2 separate regions of the Homo sapiens genome follow, and region 2 is linked to region 1. Evidence: read pairs that join two places in POLR2A ChIA-PET (ENCODE). Cell type or tissue: B cell. All regions are shown on one strand. Links, peaks and the distances in the headings refer to the core of each region. The heading gives the core; the rest is flanking DNA.

The links. Peaks named below come from ENCODE experiments on the same cell type or tissue, not always from the same donor. Only the 100,000 strongest peaks of a DNase experiment are listed, where the experiment ranks them.
Region 2: POLR2A ChIA-PET joins it to region 1 with 5 read pairs; 3 of 35 experiments call an interaction of 5 or more read pairs at or near these places.

Annotation. Positions count from the first base shown.
Region 1 is chr1:224,189,594-224,196,068 of GRCh38, reverse strand. It overlaps DEGS1 (delta 4-desaturase, sphingolipid 1), which reads right to left. Exons shown (of 3, transcript NM_003676.4): 2 at 5,750-6,475; 3 at 2,628-3,737. The coding sequence ends at 3,591. Among named protein-coding and RNA genes, the nearest start is that of DEGS1, 9.6 kb to the right of the region's middle. RefSeq lists an enhancer at 78-147 and a silencer at 3,441-3,510. In B cell, for the core only: no CTCF peak of the experiment used is centred there; a DNase peak (open chromatin) is centred at 3,398; H3K27ac peaks cover 1,227 bases.
Region 2 is chr1:224,394,906-224,399,905 of GRCh38, reverse strand. WDR26 (WD repeat domain 26) reads left to right here. Exons shown (of 14, transcript NM_001379403.1): 10 at 872-1,017; 11 at 1,313-1,391; 12 at 1,680-1,809. It overlaps MIR4742 (microRNA 4742), which reads left to right and starts at 1,595; the gene lies at 1,595-1,679. In B cell, for the core only: no CTCF peak of the experiment used is centred there; no DNase peak of the experiment used is centred there.

The DNA.
Region 1 (6,475 bases), core at 687-5,686:
TGGGTAACAGAAGGCTGCTGTGAGCCTTGAAGGTGTGAAACTTTGAACCAGAAGAGAAACGGAGAAAGGAGTTTACAACAGAAGGGAGAACTCATGCAAAGCTACTGAGTGATTTCTTAGGACTGTCTGAGACGGGATCTCGCTCTGTCACCGAGGCTGGAGTGTAATGGCGTGCAATTTCAGTTCACTGCAACCTCCGCCTCCTGGGTTCAAGAAGCGAAACTCCAGCCGTGGGCGGTGGCTCAGGCCTGTAATCCCAGCACTTTGGGAGGCCAAGGCGGGCGGATCACGAGGTCAGGAGATTGAGACCATCCTGGCTAACACGGTGAAACCCCGTCTCTACTAAAAATACAAATTAGCCGGGCGTGGTGGTGGTCGCCTGTAGTCCCAGCTACTCGGGAGGCTGAGGCAGGAGAATGGCGTGAACGCGGGAGGCGGAGCTTGCAGTGAGCCAGATCGAGCCACTGCACTCCAGCCTGGGCGACAGAGCAGGACTCCATCTCAAAAAAAAAAGAAAAAAAGAAGCGAAACTCCTACCTCAGCCTCCTGAGTAGCTTAGGACCACAGATGCACACAACACCAGGCCCGGATAATTTTGTTTGGAGTTATTCTTTAGAGGTTATGGGGCCCAGCCTTCTTACTGCCCAGATTGGTAGCTCTCTTAAAGAATGGATCGAGTTGGCAGATGGGAGCCAGAATAATCGGGATGCCTGCTACGAAGACTGAAACTTCCATTCAGGAAAGAAGTGGTTATGTAAGTGGAGACTGGAGTTTTGGAGAGGGATGACAACCCACTCTGTGCATCCAGCAGGTAGTGAGAGGTCTGAAGTGATAGATTTGGAGGTTTTCAGCATTTACATGGCAGCTGCAGCCATTGGCTAAAGTTCTTTTGGTTGTTGTTTTTTTTTTTTGAGACGTAGTCTCACTTTGTCGCCCCGGCTGGAGTGCAGTGGCTCGATCTCGGCTGACTGCAAGCTCCGCCTCCTGGGTTCCCGCCATTCTCCTGCCTCAGCCTCCCAAGTAGCTGGGACTACAGGCGCCGGCCACTACGCCTGGCTAATTTTTTGTATTTTTTACTAGAGATGGGGTTTCACCGTATTGGCCAGGATGGTCTTGATCTCCTGACCTCGTGATCCGCCCACCTCGGCCTCCCAAAGTGCTGGGATTACAGGCGTGAGGCACCGCGCCTGGCCTTTTTTTTTTTTTTGGAGACGTTGTCTTGCTCTGTCGCCCAGACTGGAGTGCAGGGCGTGATCTCGGCTCACGCAACCTTTGCCTCCTGGGTTCAAGCGATTCTCCTGCCTCAGCTTCCCGAGTAGCCAGGACTACAGGCACATGCCACCATGCCCAGATAATTTTGTATTTTTTTTAGTAGAGACAGGGTTTCACCATATTGGTCAGGCTAGTCTTGAACTCCTAACCTCGTGATCCACCTGCCTCAGCCTCCCAAAGTACTGGTATTACAGCCACCACGCCCGGTGCCATTGGCCAGAGTTCTATAGACTTGATGGGAGTACATGATCTCTATGATCTAGCATCAAATCCAGGGGTATGTTTTGCAGATACTTTAGTGACTGAGTAAAATCTGAATTGTAAACTTGGTTCTATTGTCACTCTTTGATTGTTCTTTGAGTAACAGATTAGAAGATACTAGGAATTTTCCTAGGCAAGGGGGTCAGGAAGGGAAAGCAAAGTATTTTGGGGATGAAATGAGGTCTGTGAGACAGGCCTGGCAGTCCCACAGAGGATTCTACTCCTCACCCCGCCCTCAGCATTCTGGGTGTTGTTTTATTCTTTACGAAACTGCAATGTAGCCAACTTTTTTTTTTTTTTAGAGGGTGTTTGTCACCCAAGCTGGAGCGTAGTAGTGCGATCATGGCTCATTGTAGTCTCAATCTCAGCCTCCCAAGTAGCTGGGACTACAGGTGCACACCACCACACCACTCTTATTTTTTGAAAAGATGGGGGCCAGACACAGCGGCTCATGCCTGTAATCCCAGAACTTTGGGAGGCCAAGGCAGGCAGATCACCTGAGATCAGGAGTTTGAGACCAGCCTGGCCAACATAGTGAAAACCTGTCTCTACTAAAAATACAAAAAAAAAAAAAAAAAAAAAAAAATTAGCTGGGCATGGCTGTGCACGCCTGTGATCCCAGTTACTCAGGAAGCTGAGGCAGGAAAGTCGCTTGAACCCAGGAGGCAGAGGTTGTGGTGAGGCAAGATTGCGCCACTGCACTCCAGCCTGGACAACAGAGCAAGACTCCATTTCAAAAAATAAAAAATAAAAAAAGATGGGGTCTCACTATGTTGCCCAGGCTGGTCTCAAACTCCTGGTCTCAAGCGATCCTCCTGCCTCAGCTTTCCGAAGCATGGAATTACAGGTGTGAACCACCACACCCAGCTGCTGATGTATTTTTAAAATAATTCACCATATTACACTAAACGTATCCAAGTGACATATTTGAGGTAAGCAAGACTGCTGACATAACAACAGCCCATGCTACCAGCTACTTGAGACCAACGATCTACCATCAGACCACAGCCAGTTCCCACTGCAGTGAAATAACATGAAAGTCTTTATCAGTTGAGCAGTTTCTAATGTGAGAGTCAACACACCTGAAAAATGAATTTGAATGGTGGAAATTCAGTAAGTACTTTATTTATGAGTAAGGCTGTACAGGATTCAGCAGTGTCTAATTCGGGTCCCATATAGAAGTTAAAATTTTTAAATGAGTAATTCAGCTTACAGGGAAATATATTTTCATCTCAATCTTTTATGCTATATCATACCTCAGGCTTTTTAAAAATTATTTTTGAGATGAAATTTTAAAGTTCCCCCGGTACCCAAGTTACCATATTATATAGTATAAAGATAGTGAAATACAAAAATGTAACAAATACTAATACACTGTGATTAATAGCTGTTTATTAGCTTTTTAATAAAGCAAAACTTTATAGTGAAATAAACTAGAAATAGCTTTTTATTTTTTATATATATTTATTTATTTTTGAGATGGGGTCTTGCTCTGTTGCCCAGGGTGGAGTGCAGTGGCACAATCTTGGGTCACTGCAGCCTCTGCCTCCGCCTCCTGGGTTCAAGCAATTCTCCCACCTCAGCCTCCCATGTAGCTGGGATTACAGGCATGTGCCGCCACGCCCGGCTAATTTTTGCATTTTTAGTAGAGATGGGGTTTCACCGTGTTGGCCAGGCTGGTCTCGAACTCCTGACCTCAGGTGATCCACCCACCTTGGCCTCCCAAAGTGCTGGGATTATAGGCATGAGCCACCGTGCCTGGCGAAATAGCTTTTTAGAAGCTTTTTAAATGATATGCTTATAAAATGACAGACATGAGTGAAACATCCTCAATGACGATAATACACAAGTCACAAGTTTCCTGTGAGTGAAACTGAGCAGTACAGAGTCAGGCTGACTGTTTAAAAGCCAGATTCACTTCTTGGTATCACCGAGCTCTTACTCTGAAATTGTGCCAGGGGAGCTTCTGAGCATCACTGGTCTCAAGTTTAATAATGCAAAAATTCCATTTTATCATCTAAAGTTTTGGAGAAGAATCCCTTTGGCACTAATGATATTTACTCCAGCACCATCTCTCCTTTTTGGTGCCTCTTCATTCTTGAGTAGGGACTTATTGTATCATCCATCACAAAATCATACAGTACTTTTATCCAGGAATTGTAGTGAGGGAGGTTGTCATAGTATTCAGCTGCTATTTTCCTCACCTAGAAGGGAAAAAATACAGCAAGATGAAAAATGAGTGTTACTAGGTTCTTTCAAAGATGACTGATGAATGGTTGACACAAACACTGAGAAGGGAAACCATGAGACCTGCCTCCCTCCTCTCTCTTAAAAAAAAAAAAAAGCAGCAGCAGCAGCAGCTGTGGGAATTCTAAACAAAAAGCAGTCTACATTTCAGCAGCAGTTGAATACACTCGACCCTCTAGGTCTCTCTCCCATCACATTCCAAGGGACTAAATATCTGGCTTATTTGTAAAATTAACAACAAATACATACAATTAGATTAACTTGATATTATTAAAGAATGTACTGCATGGATGACGCCATAGAATATAAAGGCAACATCTGATCCCTGCCATCCAGGAACTTACAAATACTAATAAATTGTGGCATGCTAATTAGATAGAAATTAAGCACTTGGCTGGGTGCGGTGGCTCATACCTGTAATCCCAGGACTTTGGGAAGCCGAGGCGGGTGGATCACCTGAGGTCAGGAGTTCGAGACCAGCCTAACCAATATGGTGAAACCCCATCTCTACTAAAAATACAAAAAAATTAGCCAGACATGGTGGCGTGCGCCTGTAGTCCCAGCAACTCAGGAGGCTGAGATAGGAGAATTGCTTGAACTCGGGAGGCGGAGGTTGCAGTGAGCCGAGATTGTGCCACTGCACTCCAGCCTGGGTGAGAGAGAGACTCCATCTCAAAAAAAAAAAAAAAAAAAAAAAAGCACTTATCAAATGTGCAATTCTGCCATCTCAAGTTAAAAATGTCTTTTCATCTCAAGTTAAAAAACTATCTGGATGGGCACAGTGGTTCGTATGTATAATCCCAGCATCATTCTGGAAGGCAAGAGAATCACTTGAGCCCAGGAATTTGAGACCAGCCTGGGCAACACAGGGAAACCCATCTCTCTCTTTTTTTTTTTTTGAGACGGAGTTTCGCTCTGTCACCCAGGCTGGAGTGCAGTGGCACAATCTCGGCTCACTGCAACCTCCACTGCCCGAGTTCAAACGATTCTCCCGCCTCAGCCTCCCGAGTAGCTGGGACTATAGGTACCCGCCACCATGCCCAGCTAAGTTTTTTGTATTTTTAGTAGAGACAGGCTTTCACTATGTTGGCCAGGCTGGTCTCGAACTCCTGACCTCAGATGATCCACTCACCTAGGCCTCCCAAAGTGCTGGGATTACAGGTGTGAGCCACTGCACCCATCCAGGAAACTCCAGCTCTATAAAAATGTTAAAAATGTTAAAAATTTTAACAAACCATTTGGAGGATTAAAAGAAATTATTTAAAAAATCAGCCTGTCATAGCATGTGGCTGTAGTCCTAGCTACTTGGGAGGCTGAGGCAGGAGGATCACTTGAATCCAGGAGTTTGAGACCAGCCTGAGCAACACAGCAAGACCCTGCCTCTACAAAAAATAAAAAATTAGCCAGGCATGGTGGCACGTGCCTATAATCCTGCCTACTCAGGAGGCTGAGGTGGGAGGATCGCTTGACCCAGGAGTTGAGGCTGCAGTGAGCTATCGTACCACTGCACTCTAGACTAGGTGACAGGGCAAGACCCTGTCTCTAAAAAAACATAAAGTTAAAAAATAAAATTAAAAATAAATCCTAAGTGTAACCACTAAGCTTAAGGACCCAAGAGTGAACCCTTTGTAAAAGTAGGCTGGAAGATGCAGTATTTATATTCTTGCTCTTTTTGTTTTTTTTTTTTTTAATGAACTGCTTGGACTGACAAAATACTAGCCTGGCCAACATGGCAAAACCCCATCTCTACTAAAAATACAAAAATTAGCTGGGCGTGGTAGCATGCGCCTGTAATCCCAACTACTTGGGAGACTGAGGCATGAGAATCGTTTGAACCCGGGAGGTGGAGGTTACAGTGAGCCGAGATCGTGCCACTGCCCGCCAGCCTGGGCGACTGAGTGAGACACCGTCTCAAAAAACAAACAAATGAAAAAACAAAATTAGAATATGTATCAAATCCTTTACTTACCAGTGGAAGACTTTTTCCAGGAATGTTGGGGAAATCATGATGTTCATTATGATAACCCACATTGAAGGTAAGTAAATTCAGAGGCCCATAATATGAGTAAGTTTCATGACCCTTTAAGAACATGTAATGCTCAGCTATAAAATGTCCAGAAATTGGGTGCAAACCCAGGCCAAGTAAAGATGCTGCCAACATGTAGACTAAGGATTTAATTCCCAAAAAGTAATAAATTAAAATGTCAAAAGTGACCTGTGCCACGGTATTGATAACTTCCAGATACGTAATTGGTTTGGGGTTGATGAACAGAGGTCGAAAGGCATAAAAGAGAGGCTGAAGAATAACCCATATAAACTTTCTGAAAGCGGTACAGAAGAACCAGCCCTCAAAATCGGTAGGAATATCTACATCGACGCCATCAGCTCCAAGGTACCGATGATGATCCATGTGATACCTCTTAAAGGAAATTGAATATGGAATCCCAATAGGAAGATTAGCAAACATTCCAAACCAGCGATTCCACATTGCTTTGCAGTTGCCAAAGGCAGCATTGTGGGCAATCTCATGAATAGCCAGAGTCATTGAGTGGTTAATGCAACTGCCAAACGCATAGGCCCCAAATATGACCCATTTCCAGTCCAAGTCTTTTACTATGTAAAATGCACCCAACTGGGTGAGAACCATCATAATTATAATCCATATCAAATTGGGATCAGGTTTCATCAAGGACTT
Region 2 (5,000 bases), core at 1-5,000, 200 kb before region 1:
CAAACTTCTGGGCTCAAATGATCCTCCCGCCTTGGCCTCCCAACGTGCTGGGATTATAGGCATGAGCTACCACACCCGACCCCAGATCAATTTTTTAAACTAAAACAAGATAATAAATCATTTAATTTAGCTAAAACAGGTTATCAGTTTCTTTTATTAAGCTCGTTTGGAACACATGGATTTTGGTGTTATATTATCTCAATATGGTTATGAATTGTTCTTAATTCCCTGCGTGCAAGATGATCATGTATGTTTCTGCTGAGTTTGCTGTCCTATACTGTGTTAAGCCATCAAGATACAGGATTATCTAACTTATAAAATGGGAAGGGTTGTTCCTCTCAGAACTTTGGATATTCAATGAGATAATGACTATAAGAGCTTTGATCTGTAGAGCACATTACAAATTTGGTAAATTTTTGAAAAATGTCATTAACAGATTCCTCCAGTCTGTATGAAGCTGTAAAATGTTTTAGAATCTTTTTCCATTTCACAACTCCTAAATATTAGGACAAATTCCAGTATAGTGAATTTTAAAGGAACGTTTAAATTGTTTTTGAATAAAAGTAAGACCTTACTTGGAACTTAGGGACTGTTTCTTTCTTTGTGTTATTTATGCATGGTGAGTTATTGAAGGGAAGATAGAGCTACAAAGTGTCTCTCTGCTTTCCCTTAAGTATGGTTGTAATGAAATTTGAACTATATTCAAATTTTCATGGTTAAAAACACTTCTAGAACAATTAGGTTGAGATCAGTCTCAGGAAAAAAAAAAAACCTGTTACTAAAAGATATTGTGAAGGGAGTCTTTTGGTTCTTTATTTGCTTTCTGAGTGCTGTTGAGTAATGAAGTTAATAGTAGTTTTTTCTTACTCAGGACTTAGATGGTAATCTCCTTGACTCCTGGGAAGGGGTAAGAGTGCAATGCCTTTGGTGCTTGAGTGATGGAAAGACTGTTCTGGCATCAGATACACACCAGCGAATTCGGGGCTATAACTTCGAGGACCTTACAGATAGGAACATGTAACTATTTTTTGTTTCCATTAAACAACAATTACCTGATTTATATTCAAATGTGTAGTGGAACTTGCCTTTTCACAGTTTTTATGTTTTTCGTTTTGGTTTGCGTGGTAATTTGGATTGAAGGTCACATGGTACTTAGTAATCAGTAACTCAGATTCTTCTCAATTGAAGTATAGTATGTAATAGTGATTGCAGGCAAAATTGTCATACTTAAGCTAGCACATCTTATGTATTGATAATTTGAATGTCTTGACTGTTAATATGTTGTTTTTGACAAATTATTTTCTGGTTCCAGAGTACAAGAAGATCATCCTATTATGTCTTTTACTATTTCAAAAAATGGCCGATTAGCTTTGTTAAATGTAGCAACTCAGGTATGTTTATTAGTATAATTTTCTGAAAAATTTGGCTTAGTACAAGTTTTATTTTAACTGTTATTTTCAGTGTATTTATATTAACAAAATTTTCTACTTACCCTTAAATTTGATTGCATGTGATTGATCCTTAAATGTGTATAATCAACCATAAATTTGTCAGAATGTTGGTATTTTGCATAATAGAAAATGAAGATATTTCATCAGGCAAAGGGATATTTACAGATACTTTTTAAAATTTGTTTGAGTTGAGGCAGATTAAATATCTGTATTCTCCTTTGCCTGCAGGGAGTTCATTTATGGGACTTGCAAGACAGAGTTTTAGTAAGAAAGTATCAAGGTGTTACACAAGGGTTTTATACAATTCATTCATGTTTTGGAGGCCATAATGAAGACTTCATCGCTAGTGGCAGTGAAGGTAAATTGTGTCCTTATCAGTTTACATATGTTGATATTAAAGTCTGTAAATCTCAATTTATGAAGGCAGTCATGTCTCCAAGAAAATTCAGGGTAGTAAGTTAAAATTCTTTCATTTATCCAATACACGGTTAATTTCTCTCTGTAATGACCTAAGCCCCTGTATTATCACAAATTGTCACATGCTGTCATGTATTACTTTCTCCTTTTCTGTAATGACCTAAGCCCTCCATATTGTCATGTATTGTCACGGATTAGCAGTGCTTATTCTGACCACGTAGCAGTGTGTTTGGTGCATGTGTCTAATCAAGATTTAGTTAAATTATTATACTTTCATATGTTGACTTGTATTTTCATGGGACTGATGGTTTTTAAGGGTTGGTAGTATCTGAAAAATCAAGGTTAATTATGATGCTCTACCTGAACTTGGACAGATTTGACTATAGTTAGTTCTTCAGTATTTCTTCAGCGGTCACCAGAGTTATAATTGAGTTTGATAATTCTTAAGATTTTAGGAAAGCTGAAATTATTCTTCCTACTACTACCCTTTTGAATAAACTTGTTCTCTAATCTAAAAGTGTCAGTATTCCAGACAGGAATATGCCTAAAGTCACTCTAAAGTGTGAATTGTTTAGAAGATGCAAGCACAAATAAGTGAGGCAGTAATAAAAATTAGTGTACTTTTTAAGGCGATAGGAACTTAACTAGTGGCAAATTATTGCAAGTTTTTATTCAACACATTTTTCTTCAATACCCACTGTACATTTCTAGGTACTATAAAAGCAAATTATTTAAGTCACTTTTTTTGGCCGGGCATGATGGCTTACACCTGTAATCTCAACACTCTGGGAGGCCTAGATGGGAGTACTGCTTGAGGCCACGAGTTCCAGACCAACCTGGGCAACATGGCTAGACACTGTCTCTACAAAAAGTAAAAAAATATATACTGAATCTGGTTTTATAAGATAGACCAAGGAATTAGATTATGTTATGTTCCATTTATTGTATAAGATGTTTACTATCCCTATCTTGACAAAAAACTGATCTTGGTAGATAAGAGGATCATAAAGTGCACATGAGGTTTACCTTTAAGAATAAGGCATATTTAAGGATTGGGACAAAGAGAGACATTTAGAGATTTAGATTTTAACATCAAGCATATAAATTCATCTATTCCTTTTCTTTTCTTTTCTTTTCTTTTCTTTTTTTGAGTGCAATGGCACGATCTTGATGCAACCTCCACCTCCTGGGCTCAAGCAGTCCTTCCCTCCTCAGCCCCTCAAGTAGCCCCAACAAATTTTTGTAGAGATGGGGTTTCACCGCGTTACCCAGGCTGGTCTTGAATTCCTGAGCTCAAGCAGTCTACCTGCCTCAGCCTCCTGAAGTGCTGGGATTACAGGCATGAGCCACCGCGCCCAGCCTGAATTCATCAATTCTTTCTTTCTACCGAAAATCAGCGTCAGATGAGATTGGGAGGAAAGAAGAGTGGTTAGGTAGCAATTGGGAATTTACTTTTTTCCAGTCAGGAAATTTAGTTTTTTCCACTACTTCTAGATTCTCTATTGGCTTTTTGTTTTGTTTTGTCTGTCTGTTTTTAATATATCGCGGGAGATAATAGACATTAGTTTCTAATTAAATTTTCCTGTGGTCTAAATATGTTAAGCCTTCTTGCTTTTAAATTCCTCCTGTTTATAAGATGTCTTCTTCCATGGTCTATTCAATCCTGCTTCTGGTAGGTTTTCTTTCTCTTAATTATGCCTGAGAATCCCTTACAGCTCTTTCTGTGTACCCTAGAGGTACTTAAAATTATGTATGGCTACCATTATCCCTAGAAAAGCCAAACTTTTTTTTAAGCCCAAACTAACTTAGAAACAACGATGAATACTATAATTAAACCACATTATCTTCTGGTTTAGGGCTACAAATTAGACCACTGTCAAGTACAGAGATTAGTCTTCTCATGACTCAAGTGATTTAGAATGGTTTTGAAAATGTTTTGAACATCAATCAGATATAGCGAGTATATTATCTCCCAGGATGACCACAGTAATCCATTTGCCATTTATTTGTAAGGAATATATTTCAATGACCCTCCAAATCCCCAAATATATAAGTGCCAGTATAAAATAGAGCAATTAAAAACCGTTTCCCAAAAAAGTTATACCACTACTCAAGCCTTTTCATTGTGCTGGCAATATGTAGAAAAACTGGACTTTTTTACCTTTGCATAAACAATAGATTTCTCAGATTGATACAGCAAACAGAGCTTGATGATAAAGCCTGTCATTTTGACCTTGATTACTTCAAACCCGGTTTTTCCTGCCTTTCACCAAATGTGCTCCTTGAATATATATTCACAAAAACATTTTCCACCAAATAGAGAAATATTCAATTGCATTCACACTTTAACCCTGTGATCCTTCTCCTTGTGGACCTCTTCAGTTTAGGAAGGAAATACAGCTAACCTGTCTTTACTTTTTTTTTTTTTTTTCCTAATTTCATTTCATGTAAGAAAAAATTATTTTCAAAAATTATTGAGCAGCAGATACTTCTAAGAAGATAAATTCAGTTTTTAAATTGGTGCCTTTTAGCTTTTGCTTCACACATACACACACAAAAAGTTCAGATACAGTTCCAGCTTTTTATCTTCATGTCAGAAATTTTGAAGCTAAGGCACATCCTCTAAGGTTTCCTCAACTGGCAGTACACCCACTGACAGTTTGCACATTGGCCATACTTAACTGATATATCATTAAGTTATACACCTTTCTAATTTGCCCTGGGATTCTGCCCTCTGTTCAAGAACCATCACCTGTACTTAATCTCGTCACAGTAGTAAATGGTGTTTATTCCAAACACCTTTCCACATACAAATATATTTAATCCTTATAACAACATGATATGAGGTTAGTATCCCCATTTACAGGTGAAGGGTTGTAAAGAGTAATTTGCCCAAAGTTGCTCAGCTAGTCAGTGTTGGAGGAAGGATACAATGTTGAGTAGTCTGATTCCAGAGCCCATACTCTCAACCAATACTCTCTATACTATGTGGCTAGTTTTTTGAAGATTCGTTTATTACAAAGAAAGCTGTAGGGGATTTTGATTGTTGTGGTCACTTCATGAGATTATAGTCTACAAAGCCATATCATGATGCAGATAAGGGACCATTGTCTACTCTCACTAGTAAGCTCT